Regions from separate parts of the Homo sapiens genome. Here region 1 is linked to region 2. The links are chromatin loops, found by intact Hi-C in ENCODE. Cell type or tissue: ascending aorta. All regions are shown on one strand. Region 1 holds the start of LOC101929388 (a long non-coding RNA gene). Region 2 overlaps LGR6 (leucine rich repeat containing G protein-coupled receptor 6).

Region 1 (5,000 bases), 79 kb before region 2:
CCTAATCCCAGGGGTCCCCAAAGTCTGTCTTTGTTCTTTGTTCTCCCTTCTGTAGCCTTGCCTCTATGAAGGGCTCCTCCTATCCCCACCCATTCCCACAGTGAGATCAGCATTCTTTTGTTCTTGTGATGCTGAGGTTGGGTTCATATTTGAGATTTTCACATACCCGTAAGAGGAGTTTAAGAGAGATGACATGTGACTCTGACCAGGACGTCACATAGGAGGCATGGAAAACAACTCAGGCTCATCATCTTACTGCTCAGCATTTTCTGGCCACTGCTGTATCCCACCACTATGATAGATGCTGTGGTGTAATGGTTAAGTGTCTAGACTGTGGACCCAAACTCTCTAGGTTCAAAGCCTAGCTCTGTCAGTTAGCAGTTGTGTGCACCCTCAGCATGAGGATGATAATAATCCCTATCTGTTGGAGTTGTAACAAGGGTGAGTTTGAATTAATACAAGTTCTAAGACCAGGACCTGGCACATTAGCCATTCCTATTATTAAACTAAAGGACCAGAAATTGGGCTACTCTTCCTGAAGCGTGGAATTACCTTAATGATTGTGCACCAAGGCTTCCCCCTCTGAAAGATGGATGGATACACCATAAAGGGGTAATTGAGTCTCCTAGGGTAGGGCTCACTCACTGTGCCCAGGGCAGTCAGCAACTTCCTCCCTTCTTGCTTCCCCAGCTCTTCCATGAACTCCCTGTGTGCTCTCCTTCTCATTTCTGGATCTAAAGGCCTGGAGGGTTTTCCTCCTATGTCTTTACCCAGTTCCTTCTCTTGCTCAGGGCTCTGTGCCTCAGGGGACTCCCTGCGCTTTCGAGTGCTATCCTCAAAACTTTCTAAGTCCCCTCTGATGCCTGGGGTTGGCTAGAGTCAGCAGTGCCACCTGGAGTGGCGCCCCAGGCCCTGTTTCTCCCCTTGTACATGCTCTCTGACCCTCTACCCTACACATGGGGTTCCCAGGTGCCCTGAGGAGCTCCAGGACTCCTGCCTATGGAGTCATCGTGGGGTTTTGGGACTTAGGTCCTGGTCCCCAGAGGACAGCTAGTGAGCAGATCGTTTTCATTGGCTGGCACAGCACTTCTTTGAGGGATTAGGTGAGATTGGGCCATGAGAATAGTGCAGATACACTCCTCTGGAGTACTTCGAATTGTTCCTACAGACAAAGGCTGAAAAAAATGTATTTGCCTGGGGCACTGACACCCTAAGGGCAGCCTTATCCTCATCCACATCCTCCCCTTCCATAAAGAAACCTTTAGCCTTTCAGATGAATAGACACGGAAACTGACAACCTACATTTTCCCACATCCTTCCTGACCAAACTTTAACAAAATCCCAAGTACTCTTGACTTCAGAATGTCTTCTCTCCTTCCTCTCCATGGTCTTCTTCACCCCTGCCTCCTCCTAGGGTCCCTTCTGAGATGCTCTCCCTGAACACTGGGCCTCCCTGCCCCATGTACAACACCCCAGGGACCTCAGCAGCCTCTGAATCTGCACTAACAAAGCAGGGGAGCTGGACCAGACTCTCTCTGGGGCTCTGAGGCTGGGGTGAGAAGGAGGGGTCTGGCTTGGGACTGGGGGTTCAAGGGAGGAGTCAGCACCCTCCAGCCAGCTCTGCATACCATGTGCGTCCTTAAAGCCCTTTCTCTTCTCCCGTAGGATGCTGCAGAACAATCAGCTGGGAGGAATCCCCGCAGAGGCGCTGTGGGAGCTGCCGAGCCTGCAGTCGCTGTGAGTCATTAGAGGGCTGGTCTGGGAGTCACCAGCTTCCTGGGGCCTGAGTCACAGCCCAGGGCCCCCTGCCTCAGCTTTCCCTTCCCTCTGCAGGCGCCCCCTCTCCCAGTCCACGTTCCAGACAGCATGCCGCTCCTGGCTTTGGTTTCTCCGGGGTTTTCTGTTGTCATCAGTGTGTGGCTGTGTACACTCCTATGCATATTTCAGGAAAAGAGTGCTCCCACGCCCCACTGGGGGACTGTGGGAATGGGACCTCCCTAGGTGAGGCCACCAGGCCAGCGGTCCTGGGGCGACTGGTGTTCTGCCATTGGAGCCTGGGTTTAGGGGTGGAGACTGCCGCCCAAAAGAAGCATCAGGAAGGGGTTGTCTCCTCTACCTAGCCTGCTCTTGCCCCTGGGCTCTGCTGTGGGTGGGAAGGAGGCTAGGCTCAGATACTCATTTTCTCTACTTGGGGGTGGGACTGTCCACAGGGACTCACAGGCCACCCATAACAGATCCCTCCCTCCAAGGAGCCCTGTAGTTCCCTTCTTGTCCAGCAGGGGCATCGTGGAAGCCAGACCCAGCCTGAGGGTGGAAGCGGGAGCAGGTGCTCCAGGGTGATGTAACCCAGCCCAGTGGGAGCCGCTGGGCTTCATCCACATAATGCACAGCCCAAGGCCTGGAACACAGTAGGTGCCTCATACATGCTTGATGAACCTAACTTAATTATCAGGTACAACTTCATCCGATGGGAGAGTGAACAGATATTTTGGGAGAAGTCAAAGTTGGGGGGCAAGATTGGGGCACAGCAGTTAGCTAGTGGGGGAAACTGAGTCATAGTGGGCATGCAGTGTGTCCGAACAAAGGCCTCTCATATTCTCAGACTTTGGCGCTGTTCAGTCTGTGGATGTGGAAGTCAGACAACTTCTGACTTCTCCTTGGGTGGAAGGAGAAATGAGGTGGGAAAAGGTGACTTTCCTTCTCATGACTGATATTTAGGCCCCATTCCACCTTACACAGAGGGCCAGCTGTGGGGGTCCTGGCTAGCAGCTGTGCCACACCCCCCGTGGTGAGGGCTTTCCTCTCCTACTCCTTCCCTGGGTGCCCTCTACCCTCCTGCCTCTGTGTCTGGTCCCTGGCACCCCTCAGCTGCTCGATCGATCGGCCCCAGTGGCAGAACCTGCCTCCCTGCACTCTCTCAGCTTCTGCCCCCCCTTCCCAATGAGTGCTGGGCGTCTGGCCCCAGCCCTCTCCTCTCCCTCCATCCAGCCTCACCCCTGGACAGGGCCAGGCAACCCAGTGTGCCCCTAGAGGCCAACGTCGGAAGACCAGAGGCCAGGCAAGCCTGTGCTTGCTCCCCACCCGCAGGGGCAGACTAAACATTTGCCTAGGGCACCAGCGCAGCAGGGACAGCCAAAAATAAGGGAGGAGGAGTGAGGAGAATTTGACATTTCATCCACAGCCTCAAAGAGGACTTCATAGGGGAAAAAAATTAGACTTTCACTGGACTTCTTCACACTTTTAAGGTTGTTAATTAAGTTTACTTTTTTAAAAAAAATCGTGAATCACATATTCTGAGTTCTTGGGGCTTCTAAAGGTCTTGCTTTCGGACTAGGCATGGAGCTTTTGGGCAATGCAGACAATTTTCCCTACACTTTCTGGGAAGTGGGCAGCCCTTGTGGCTGGGAGAACCAGACCATTAGCTTCCACTTTCAGCCCCATTATTCTCCTTTGCCTGGGTATAACAGGGCAGGGGACAGAGGTCAAGTCCCCCACTCCCCCAGTTATAAGGCAGATGAGAAGATTTTGCTTTTTGCAATCCTGCAAGAAGAGCACTGGCCTGTGTGACAGAAAATGTGGCTTCAAGTCCTGGCTCTGATCGTGACTACTGTGTCATTTGCCCTCTCTGCACCTCAGTTTCTCTATCTTCAAGGTGGGGATAATTATCTTCCCTGCCTCACAGGGTGTTGGGAAGATCAAATATATAGTCAATGTGAGGGGGATTTGCAAAAAAAAAAAAAAAGACTTCACACAGCTATAATGTATGATGATGTTATTGTGAGATCGTTCATCTAACCAGTCATTGATCCTCCGCCGTTTTTTTGTTTTGTTTTGTTTTTGTTTTTGTTTTTGTTTTTTGAGAAAGGGTCTGGCTCTGTCACCCAGGCTGGAGTGCAGTGACCTGATCGCAACTCACTGCAACCTCCACCTCCTAGGCTCAAGCCACCCCTCACCTTAGCCTCCTGAGTAGCTGGGACTATAGGTGTGCACTACCACGCCAACTAATTTTTGTATTTTTTTGTAGAGATGGGGTTTTGGTTTTGCCATGTTGTCCAGGCTGGTCTCGAACTCCTGAGCCAAAGCAATCCACCTACCTTGGTCTCCCCTCCCACAGTTCTGGGATTACAGGAGTAAGCCACTGTGCCCAGCCTGATCCTTTTTTTTTTTTTTTTTTTTTTTTTTAAGACAGAGTTTTTTTGCTCTGTCGCCCAGGCTGGAGTGCAGTGGTGCGATCTCAGCTCACTGCAACCTCCGCCTCCTGGGTTCAAGAGATTCTCCTGCCTCAGCCTCCCAAGTAGCTGGGACTACAGGCGTGGGCTACCACGCCCGTCTAATTTTTATATTTTCAGTAGAGACGGGGGTTTCACCATATTGGCCAGGCTGGTCTCGAACTCCTGACCTCGTGATTCACCTGCGTCGGCCTCCCAAAGTGCTGGGATTACAGGCGTGAGCCATGGGGCCCAGCTCTATTTTTTTTTTTTTTAAACAAAATTTTTTGAGGTGGCAGAACCAGAGTTGAGCCTTGAAAGACTAGTATGAATCAGGTGAAGAGGCGGGGAATAACGTTTCAGACAGAGGGAACAGCACACGCTGCAAAGGCACAAAGTTAAGAAGGAACCTGAAAGGTTCTTGTATCGGTTGGAATCCCGAGAGCTCCCCAACAGCTAACACGAAGCGGTGCGTTTTAACAAGAGCCTGGGTGCCGGCGGGCTGAGGCGTAAAATGGCGTCAGCCCCCAAAATGGCGTCAGCCCCAAGTGAGGACGGGGCAGGGGTTTTATTGTCTCCTATAAACAGGGGGCGTCTCGGTCTGACGTAACTGCTACGCGGTACCCGGATGGCCTCTTTCTCCATCTTCAGGGGTAGGTGTCTTCCAACCAGGGTAGGTGTCTTCCGGCCGGCTCTTTTCCTGCTTCTGCTGTCTTGCTGGCGTACGCAAGTAGCCCTGCGCCTGGCGACTGGGCCTGAGAAGGGAGGGGTTACTCATCCCTTCAAGCTTTC
Region 2 (5,000 bases):
TTCAAAATTCGTATAGAATTTGTGGACCTCCAGCATGTCTGCAACCCCCTAGAGTTCACAGGCCCTAGTTTGAGAAACACTGCAAAAGTGAATAAGAAAAAAAAAGTGTAAGGCCGGGCACGGTGGCTCACGCCTGTAATCCCAGCACTTTGGGAGGCCGAGGCAGGCGGATCACAAGGTCAGGAGATCCAGACCATCCTGGCTAACACCATGAAACCCCATCTCTAAAAAAATACAAAAAATTAGCCAGGCGTGGTGGCGGGCGCCTGTAGTCCCAGCTGCTCAGGAGGCTGAGGCAGGAGAATGGCGTGAACCCAGGAGGCAGAGCTTGCAGTGAGCCGAGATCATGCCACTGCACTCCAGCCTGGGCAACAGAGCGAGACTCCATCTCAAAAAAAAAAAAAAAGTGTAAAGCCTGGACTTAGAATTGAAAAGAACATTAAAGATGATCTAGTCCAGCCTCTGACTCAGGTAGAAGTGCTTTCTCTCCCATTGGGGACTTTCTGTTTAGTATCATCAGTGACAAATTATGTTCAGCTCATGCATCTGTAAATCTCCTGAACCCTCCCCACCCCCTGACCCCCCAAAGTAATCAGTCCCTTGCCTGGGAAAGCATGATGGTTAAACATCTGGGCTCTGTAGTCAGACAAACCTGCATCTGAATTCTAGTCTATTGCTGTGAGGCTGCAGGCAAGCCACTTAACTTCAATGAGCCTCAGTCTCCTTATCTGTCACCTGCCTCACATGGATGTTGTGAAGGTTAATGGGACCATGAAGATGAGGACTGACTGGGCACAGTACCTGGTGCCGAATAAGAACTCAAGAAATGTTAACCCTTATTGTTCAGTGAATCTATTAGCTGAAAATTTTTTTCTAATTGATACATAATAAATGTATGTATGGGGGGCACATGTGATTATTTAATACATTCATATAATGTATATAAAGATCAAATCAGAGTAATCGGGATATCCTTTGCCTTAAAAATTTGTCTTTTCTTTATGCTAGGAACATTCAAATTATTCCCTTCTAGCTAGTAAATAAATCTGTTAGTTGATGGCACTCATTGTAGCATGACAATTTGTTTCCTTATTAGTCTCCACAAGCTCTTTGAGAGCAGGTCCATCTCTTATTCATCCCTGAAATTCTTCTGCATTTGCCCAGTGCCAGAATTGCACTCAGCAGATGTGGACCTACTCTGCACCTGTTGAAGGTGGGGTGTTCCTTTGCTGGACAGCTCTAATTGTGGGAACTTACTCTTGTTAGGAAGTAGTAGAGTGTCTCCATTCGAATCATAATTTGCCTCGTTCTACAGTCCATCCATTGATCCTGGTTCTACCCTCTGGGGCAAAACAGCATGTAGAAGTCAAATTCCTTTACCCCTAACAGTCCTTCAGCCCTTTGAGGACGGCCATGATACCCCCACTTACTCTTACCTCCTCCAAGTTAAACACCGCCCAGTTGCTTTGACTGTTTCTCTCACAAATGGCTTCTGCTCTCCCACCCCCTAGTTCACTCGTTCACGTCTAAACACACTGCAGCTCACTGATGTTTTTCTTAATGTGTAGTTTTCACAACTGGACACAAAATTACAGTGACAGCCCAGCCAGAGTAGAGAATGTGTGATCACTAGCATACATTATTGAAACAGCTTCCACTCCAACTCGAAGCAGCACTTGTGGGTAAGGCTGACTGGAGAGGACATAGAGCCCTGACTAATAGAAAGAGAAGGTCTAGGTGAAATGTTTGCTGTGCACTCTTCAGTGCAGATAATCCACATGTGGATAATAGGAAGCTGACCAAATCTTTACCCCCAAGGGTAGAAATGGATGTGCCGGGTTGCTAGAATGAACAGTGCTGAGCAGAGTTAGTAAGGGACATCTTAAAGGAGGGGGCATTTGGAGAAAGGTAGGGCTTGACTGACACCAAGACCCAGGACCCTGCATCACTTTGTCTCTCCTTTCAGATGACCAGGACCTGGATGAGCTCCAGCTGGAGATGGAGGACTCAAAGCCACACCCCAGTGTCCAGTGTAGCCCTACTCCAGGTGAGGTGGTGTCTGGGGAATGGGGACGAGGGGGAATGGAGAAAGGGCACCCAACCACCTAGTTGAGGTATTAGTTCAGCCTGGCATGTCTGCAGCCACATTCTTTGCCTGACTCCCAGCCTGCTGCAAGAGGGCCCTCCTTTCGTAATTCCTGGGGAAGGAACTGGAGTTCTTTCCCTTGGGTGGCTGCTTGAGGGGAGTAGCATGAATGGAGGCGAAGTCAAGCAATCAGCCAATTAGCATTTATGCATCCAGGATAAAACTACTGTTACACAGGAGAGAAGCAGGAAAGAATGCCTTGACCCCATTGCTCAGGGTGGCACGTGGGACTGCTTTTGAGTAATCCCTCAGTCTAAGACCCATACCACAGAATCCTAGAGCCAGGTGGGACTCCAACAGGTCACCTTCTCCATCCCTCCCTGCTCCATCCCAGGAAGATTACAGTCTCTGTTAAAACTCTGCACAGTGGAAAAACTCCATAGTATCCCTGGGTAAGTCCTTACAGCACCATCTAACGCTTATAGTTGCGGAAGCCTCCTTTAGCATCTAACCTAAATCCATCCTGCTATAAAGAAAGCAAAAAAGAAAATTCTCTTTCTCTTTGGTGCAATTCAACTTGAGACATTTAGAGTGAGGAAGTCCCTTCGCTTGCATATAAAATGCTAACAGGCCACAGAAGGTGGCAAGCAGCATGCTACTTAGGCAAGGATGGGATTCTTCAGAATGAACAGAAGTGATGAACAGTTTGCTTCTTCTATTTCGTTCCACCTCCGTTTTCCAGTTTTCCAGCTTTCTCTGGCCCAGGACCCTTGCCTTCTCCCTTTACCCTCTCTAAAGCCTATAGAGTGATTGCCTGGCCTTGCCCAGCCCGAGTTTTCAGTGCTTGGTGACAACAGCACGCCCTCTAGTGCCAGCTTGGGGCCAGAGCACTAACCCAACCTGGAGGAAGCAGGTGCTGCTTCTGACTTGGAAAAACACACATGCTGCATTCACAATGCCATGGAAATTTCACCTCTGAAAACCAGTAATCAGCAGGGATGAGGTAAAAGAGGAAGTTCCAAAAGACAAAGTCCAACTCGAGCTTGCTTCTAAAATAACTCACACCAAATGGTCAAATAATTATGGTACATTTTATGGTACATAAAATATGTTTTGAGTAATATAAAAATATTTCTCTGGGAAAAAATTTGGGAAAGTCTGCTTGATAAAAATGTGACTTAAAGAGAACGAGAAACGCATATACAGTTGTCTTAGTCCGCTTCGTGTTGCTATAACAGAATACCTAAGGCTAGGTAATTTATAAAGGAAAGAGTTTTGTTTGACTCACAATTCTGGTGGCTGGGAGGTTCAAGATTGGACAGCTGCATGTGATGAGGGCCTCAGGCTGCTTCAACTTGTGATGGAAAGCAGAAGGGGAGTGGGTATGTGCAAATAGATCACAGGGTGAAAGAGAAGCCAGACTCCCTTTAACAACCCACTCCTAGGGAACTAATCCATTCCCTGGATTGATTGAGAACTCACTCACCCTCACAGAAGGACATTAATCTGTTCCTGAGGGATCTGTCCCCATGACCCAGACACCTCCCACTAGGCCCCACCTCCAACATTCCCACATTGGGGGATTCCATTTCAGCATGAGTTTTGGTGCAGACAAACCATATCCAAATGATAACAACAGTAAAATCTTAATTTAGCTTGAAAACCTATATGTATGTATGTATTTTTTAAAGACTGGACGGAAGCATACCAAAATAATGAGTTATCTCTGAGAGGTGAAGTCTCATGTCATTTTAATGTTTTCATGTTATATTTTCAAATTTTCTACAGTTATCACCTATTATATTTGGTAATAAGAAAGAAAAGGTTTAAAAATAGCTCCCACAAAAGCCTCTCAAATTCCCAAGCTACCAAGAAACACATTGAAGAACAAGAGTGGAAAGCCAAAGAAAATGAAGAAATAATATTTCCAAAGTTACAAGGTGATTTAGGAACAGACTTTGGAGAGAGGGATGGAAAACACCAGGATCTCACGCATCTCGTGTGGACCTAGGTTGGAAAACCCCAGAAGTCATCTGTATTTTGATTTACTGTACTTGAGGCAATTTACCTCCGAAATACTGATTGACTGACAAGTATTCAATGTGGTCTGTACCCCTCTCACAGAGCAAGGGAGAGCCAGCCTGGTATAATATTTGGTCAGGACTCTCCCACAGTGGAGGACTTAGTGGATCACTGGGGACTGACTGAGAGAAACAGAGCCTCAGGCATAGACTGGTTACTGTCTGGGCAGTCCCTCATGCCTCTGTCCCTACCCACCATAGCTCCCAATTCTGATACCCTCTCCACTCCTTGATGGCAGCCTGTCCTTCCTTTCTTTCCAGTGCTGTCCTTCACTTAACATTTCCTCAATATCTGGGTTTGTACTGTATTAATTTGTACCATGTGTGTGTTTTTTTGTTTTTTTTTTGTTTTTTTGGGGAGAGAGAGAGTCTTGCTCTGTTGCCCAGGCTGGAGTGCAGTAGAGCAATCTTAGCTCACTGCAACCTCCGTCCCCCGGGTTCAAGTGATTCTTCTGCCTCAGCCTCCCAAGTAGTTGGGACTACATGTGCGTGCCACCACACCCAGCTAATTTTTTGTATTTGTAGTAGAGATGGGGTTTTGCTTTGTTGGCCAGGCTGGTCTCAAACTCCTGACCTCAGACAATCCATCCGCCTCAGCCTCCGGAAGTGCTGGAATTATAGTCGTGAGCCACCATGCCTGGCCTATATGCGTTCTATGTTCTGGTGTATTGAGAGGAGGGTTAGGGTTCACCCCACTTGCAGCTCTTCGGAAGAAGAGTCGTGTATGTCCCACAGCTGGGAGTTCTCTAAGGTGAGAGAACCTCCAACTTGGAGTTCTCTGGGGCCAGAAACAGGGTCAGCCTCCCTTAGACTGGGAGTTTTCCGAGGGCAAG

The links. Hi-C counts contacts between places; a loop is a spot of excess contacts. Peaks named below come from ENCODE experiments on the same cell type or tissue, not always from the same donor. Only the 100,000 strongest peaks of a DNase experiment are listed, where the experiment ranks them.
Region 1: it touches region 2 in a loop (6-fold over the local background); 13 of 110 quality-filtered maps call a loop at or near these places.

What each region holds. Positions count from the first base shown.
Region 1 is chr1:202,234,257-202,239,256 of GRCh38, forward strand. It overlaps LGR6 (leucine rich repeat containing G protein-coupled receptor 6), which reads left to right. Exons shown (of 18, transcript NM_001017403.2): 4 at 1,666-1,737. It overlaps LOC101929388 (a long non-coding RNA gene), which reads right to left and starts at 4,745. Exons shown (of 5, transcript XR_922425.3): 1 at 4,619-4,745. RefSeq lists enhancers at 1,363-2,055, 3,124-3,173. In ascending aorta, CTCF peaks have their summits at 2,270 and 3,027; DNase peaks (open chromatin) are centred at 1,785, 2,275, 3,035 and 4,935; H3K4me3 peaks cover 357 bases; H3K27ac peaks cover 4,765 bases.
Region 2 is chr1:202,312,836-202,317,835 of GRCh38, forward strand. It overlaps LGR6 (leucine rich repeat containing G protein-coupled receptor 6), which reads left to right. Exons shown (of 18, transcript NM_001017403.2): 17 at 1,967-2,047. Among named protein-coding and RNA genes, the nearest start is that of UBE2T, 27 kb to the right of the region's middle. In ascending aorta, a CTCF peak has its summit at 2,951 (motif pointing left); a DNase peak (open chromatin) is centred at 2,946.